Regions from separate parts of the Mus musculus genome. Here region 1 is linked to region 2. Evidence: chromatin contacts called from ENCODE Hi-C or POLR2A ChIA-PET data. All regions are on one chromosome and are shown on one strand. Each heading gives the region's core, a stretch centred on a gene start or an enhancer-like site at or near the end of the contact. The rest is flanking DNA. Distances are from core to core; before and after follow the strand shown.

Region 1 (2,700 bases), core at 22-2,521, 110 kb after region 2:
ATGGGGCAGAGTTGTGTTTCTGATCAGTTTGAGTGCATTTAGTTTTTTAGGCTCAGGGTTATTAAATGATAATACGGTGACAAAGATTTGGATAATGACAGGTAATAATGGGATAGCCCCTGCCTGGTGAGCCTCAGCAGCTGCACCTTCCAGGTTCTCAGAAAAAAGAGTAGTGCTCAGAAATGATGTCCTCAACATTGGCCCTGATTCTCCTTCCTTCAGAGTAGTTGACGAAGTGTCTGGCTGCATGTGTACAATGGGGAGGCACTCATTAAATGTTCTTAGATTAACCATACCTTCTTAGCATCAGAGTTTTGATCACATTCCCTTCCATACTAAAAGATCCTCCACACTCAATATGTCCCCAGTGTCTTCTTACAAGGCCTAGGACTCAGGACCAGCCTCATCCAAGGTCACAGCTGCATGTCCAAGTCATACCTTTTCCCACTAAGTGGATATTACTGAAGCTCTGAGCTGCATTTCTACTCCATCTAGCTAGTAAGTGTACTTGAACCTTAAAGAAATTATCTCTGGCTTTATTGTACTGCTGCCTTGAAACCATTTTCTCTTCCTTCACTCTCTGTCTTCCCTCCCTTTAAGAACCTTCTCTCCTGGGAGGATATGACGAGGATCCAGCTCTGGCCAGGCTCCCACAAAGACTTGGAAAGGGGCCTTCACAGAAGGTACTTGTCCCCTCCCTGGCTTTCAGCACATACCCAGGAATGTCTGCCAAGCTCTTCTGTTTCATCTCTATTTTGTACATTAACACAAGTCCAGCCATACATTTTGCCCATCCAGGATTTCACTCTGGGAAAGTGAAGATCCACTTGCACTACAGCAGAGGAAGGGGTTAGGATCTTTCTAGGAGGCAGCAAAATCAAAAGGACTCAATGCTAAGTGTCCCTCAGAACATCCTCTGATTTCCCAAGGCTGAAGGAAGGAATTATTCTGAAGGTATTAATAGAATGCAGATGTTGGAGAATGTGGCTTTAAATTCTGCTGAACAAATGACCCTGTTGGGAGGTCGTTTCCAGTCTCCAGGGACATTCCACAGAGGGCCCAGCTGATTGTCTCATATTGAAACAACATGTCCAAGACACATTCCAGCCTAAAGCAAGCGGAACAGGGCTACTCTGACCAAGTATAAATCATGAGGCAAAGGGCAACTACATCCCTCAGTGCTGCCCTCCTCCTTCCTGGTTCCCTCCACCTCCTCCACCTACCCCCAAGGAAAACAGAGTTTGAGTAAGAGGCTGCCAAGCCAGGCCGCTGAGGCGCCGGCTGGCTGGCAGCACACATGCTGCAGCTTGGGAAGCTTGCTTCTAGCTTTCCATGCTGTGGCCCTGATGGTTTTGCTTCAGTTCAGTTGCTCTTTGTTTCTGGTCTTCAGTCAAGTCCCAAACCACCAGGCTTCTCTAGAGAATTCAGTCTGACATTTTAAGAGTTAACACCAGAGCCCCCTGGACAGAAGGGCAGATAAGAGAAATTCTGGTGGGAGATGGATGCCGGAAGAACAGGGTAGAGGATTTCTTTAGAAAGTGAATGTGTTACTTGTGAAAATATTAGCCATCCAATAAAAAGAATGAAGTGTCTTTCAAGAGACAGTTTGCCAAAATGGAAAGAAAGTCTTCTTTCAAAGACAGCCAGACCTGGCACTGTTTGGTGAGCTGTGTGTTCAGGACAGACACAAATTAGCTGGTTTAGGGTGGAAGGCATTCCCCAGCAGCCTTTGGCTGGCCACTGTATGTTGGGAGCCGCGCCCACATTCGCCGTTACAAGATGGCGCTGACAGCTGTGTTCTAAGTGGTAAACAAATAATCTGCGCATGTGCCAAGGGTATCTTATGACTACTTGTGCTCTGCCTTCCCCGTGACGTCAACTCGGCCGATGGGCTGCAGCCAATCAGGGAGTGACACGTCCGAGGCGAAGGAGAATGCTCCTTAAGAGGGACGGGGTTTCGTTTTCTCTCTCTCTTGCTTCTCTCGCTCTTGCTTCTTGCTCTCTTGCTTCTTGCTCTCTTGCTTCTTGCACTCTTGCTCCTGAAGATGTAAGCAATAAAGTTTTGCCGCAGAAGATTCTGGTCTGTGGTGTTCTTCCTGGCCGGTCGTGAGAACGCGTCTAATAACAACTGTACTGGCTGAACCTGGCCTTTATAAGTTTGGTTTGTTATGAAAATGTGGGTGAGCCCACCATATCCTTTACTGGGGAAGTCTAACATCAGGCCCTGCCCACAAACCCACCTTCACTAGGCAAATGCAGAAGCTGTGGTCTAGATTTTCAAGGCCACCAGGGATGCTGCTGGTGATCTGAGAGGGCACCAGGTAGAACAGGAAGGGACATCTGTTCTCATGAATCAGAGGAGTTATTGGTAATAGGGATAGAACATCAACAGAAGCTGAGTGTCAATCAACATGGTGACATGAAGCTCCCTACATGGTCCCCTCTCCCTGCAGGTTCACCCAGCCAGCCAGACCCATGAGCAAATGCCCAAGTAATATTTGATGATTGTTAGTATTGAGACAGAGCTACTACTTAAACCAGATATCCTTTAAAATGCAGGGCCAAGTTTGGACTCTGGTGCAGGAGACAGGATGAGGATGTCAACCAGATGGAGCATGTCCTTAACTCAAACCTCCCATGTCTTCAGCCTGCCACTGAACTATGTGTCCTTGTGTGTGATGTGTACATGGTTTGTTGTGA
Region 2 (2,700 bases), core at 152-2,651:
AGAGAGTACAACCAGAAGATCATTTATCAGGAGTAGTGTATTAGTATTATTATATTATATATTATAATATATTAGTAGTATTAAAGTAGTGGTAAGGAAATATATTGTACTAAAATCTTAGAAATAACAAAAGTTTCAAATTCCTCCCTCAAGAAACTAAGGATAAGAGCAAAATAAATTTAAAGAAACACGAAAGAAATAATGTAAGTGCAGAAGTCAGCGAAGTTGAAAATATTTTAACTGTTTTCAGGAAAGAAAAACAAATGAAACAAAATTCTACAAAAAACGTAAAAACTGAAAGCTGGCAAAATTACAAAGAATGGTAATGGTGACATATTGCTAATGATAGTGAAGGCTTGCTGAGCTTGTTACCACTATAAGGCAGTAAAAGGAAACCGAAAATGCTTACACTCACAAATCCTTAAACTTAAAATCATGCTGGAACAACTATTTTGAAACAATTCTCCAGTGAGTTCCTTCTCAGGAAACTAGGCCAGCCGAGTCATTGGATATTCCTACTCTTCTTCACGTCAAAATGTATAAGGCCAGGCCTCTATTTGCTCTAAGGAAAGAGATATTGCTCTAACCAACCTCATTGCCACCAATCTGAACCTCGTCTCCATATCAAAATCAGCTAACAGCAAATTTGCCCATTCAGATCCACATTCTTTCCATCATTGTTCACCCAATTTGGAGTAATTTCATCAAAATACAGCCTGTGAGGGGGAAAAAGACACAAATTCTATGAACCCATTCAAAGTTGAGTAGCAGCCCACTGTGACTGGGCCTTTAGTTAATACAAAGTTAATACTCTGATGCAGTGTCCCTGAAACCCAGAACAGGACTCAGAACACCCTAGCACGTCACAGGACGTCACAGGAAGCTGTAACTCTTCCTCTTCCAGCCCCCAGGGCCTTCCAAAACAGCTTACACCCCACCTCTATCTGAGCAACTAGGCCCTCAGAGGTGCACACATTGCCCCCCCTCCCCCCGGAGTTTCTTTTTAAAGTCTGCAAAACCAGTCCTTGCTTGTTAGGGAAGCTCTGTCAGTATCCCAGGATGATTCTGTCAGTAGAAGTTTCTAGACATGGCTGTTAGAATTGCTTGCTGTTGAACTGGAAACATATCTATCTACATTTCATTTTAATTATCGGCGATGACAGTCCAGGCTCTGCCATCATTTTGAATTTTCCCTCTCCACTGGCCATGTCAAAACGTCTTTGTCACGGTTTTACAATTGGCTGATTTCTACTTTCATGAGGTTCTGTAGGGAAAGGCTTTAAGGGCTCACATTCTCAGGATTGGATCCCCAGCTCTGGTAAACCAGGGTGAACCCTAAACCATGGCCAGCCACGCCCTAGGAAGCCCTGTGCCCCAGGAGACAACCAGCGGAGGGCCAGGGCACAGAGCTTGGGGACCACAGCTGAATAGACACGTCCAACCTTCTACACAGAGATTCACACATGCCCTTAGCGTCGTGAACTGCAAAAGCATCTTGTTTCCAATTCTACTGTAGATAATAAAATTAGCTCCCAAATTACCAGAAACTGGAACAAGTAAACACAAAGGCAGGAGCTGGGTTGCCAAGCCTCCCCTTCCCGGCCCAGCAGAGATGAGCTGTGGCTTTGGAGCTGTTTAAATCTAAAGCAAAGCTTCTGTTTTTCTAAGTCACAGTGCTGACCCTGAGCAGATAAAGCACGCTCAGTGACATGGGGAGCAGAGCGGTTATTTTCCAGCAGGGCCAATCTGTTTACATCAGGAAATCCAGCCTGGGCGCACCGGGGCAGCGCGGAGGCGGCCCGGGAGCCGGCCTCCCTCGCGCTCGCCGCCGCGCTGCGCTGGCCCCTGGCGCTCGGCGGCTGACTCCATCCAGATGTGCCGCGGCTCCAGAGTGGCTGCCTCGCGCAGTAAATGGGCATCCGAGGCTCGTCAATCCCGGCCAGAGCAATTGCGGTCTCGCGGGCCGCCCCGCTGGCACGCGGAAACGCGCGATCCAGAGGGGACCGTGGCGGGGAAAGGGGGGAAACAGGGGCGAGGGGGAAGGGCAGCGCACCCCGGCTCAGAGAGGCGCGCTAATGACCGACCCGGGAAATGTGCCTAATACATTTGTACATTTCCTTGTAAATGTTTTACACTTTGAAAGAAAGGAGAACGCTGTATATCATTTGGAAATGTTGGCTGTCTATAGGTCCCTGTGGATATCACGGGGTTAGTACCGCTTGTAACAAGAGCAAGAGAAACATAAAAAAGTTGGGAAACACCGCCAATTAGTCATTACCAGGAGACTGTAAAAACAAGAGAAAGAGAAAGAGGAGGGAGGAGAAGAAATCAAAGAAGAAATCGCCCCGGGGGGGGGGGAAAGAGAAGAAACTAGATGAAGTTTTTGTGGTGTTCTCGGAATTGAATTGGGAAGCAGAACAGCTGGCGGCTTTCTAATCAGGAGCAACCTGCAAACCAGCCAGTTCCAGGGTGCGGACCTTCAGGAGGAGGGGCTGAGATTTCCCAAACTATACCTATTTGCTGTCCCTATAAAACTTGAGCTGGGTCAGTGGGCAGGCAGTGCGCTTTGGAGCAGAACCCAGTTGTGCAAAATCCAAGTCAGACATTTATTTCTGATCTCCTGCCGCCTACACAGTTGTTACTAGCTGAGTCGTAATAAAAAGAAGACAGGAACCATTTTTTTTACAACCCTAGACTTCT

What was found. Hi-C counts contacts between places; a loop is a spot of excess contacts on that map. ChIA-PET counts read pairs that join two places held with the same protein, here RNA polymerase II (POLR2A).
Region 1: a loop to region 2 is called in a map of heart, with 2.0 times the contacts of the local background. The contact joins two enhancer-like sites. A Hi-C loop is called at or near these places in 1 of 37 maps with a recorded cell type or tissue (heart). POLR2A ChIA-PET finds 5 or more read pairs at or near these places in 1 of 5 experiments (Patski).

The regions. Positions count from the first base shown.
Region 1 is chr16:15,194,409-15,197,108 of GRCm38, forward strand. No RefSeq gene overlaps it. Among named protein-coding and RNA genes, the nearest start is that of Gm41423, 82 kb to the left of the region's middle. RefSeq lists an enhancer at 5-1,708. Within about 2 kb of position 1,272, at least 1 of the 3 ENCODE cell types and tissues checked has a DNase peak (open chromatin) inside an H3K27ac peak, as active enhancers do.
Region 2 is chr16:15,083,161-15,085,860 of GRCm38, forward strand. It overlaps the pseudogene Gm46561. Among named protein-coding and RNA genes, the nearest start is that of Gm41423, 30 kb to the right of the region's middle. RefSeq lists an enhancer at 1,432-2,548. Within about 2 kb of position 1,402, at least 2 of the 3 ENCODE cell types and tissues checked have a DNase peak (open chromatin) inside an H3K27ac peak, as active enhancers do.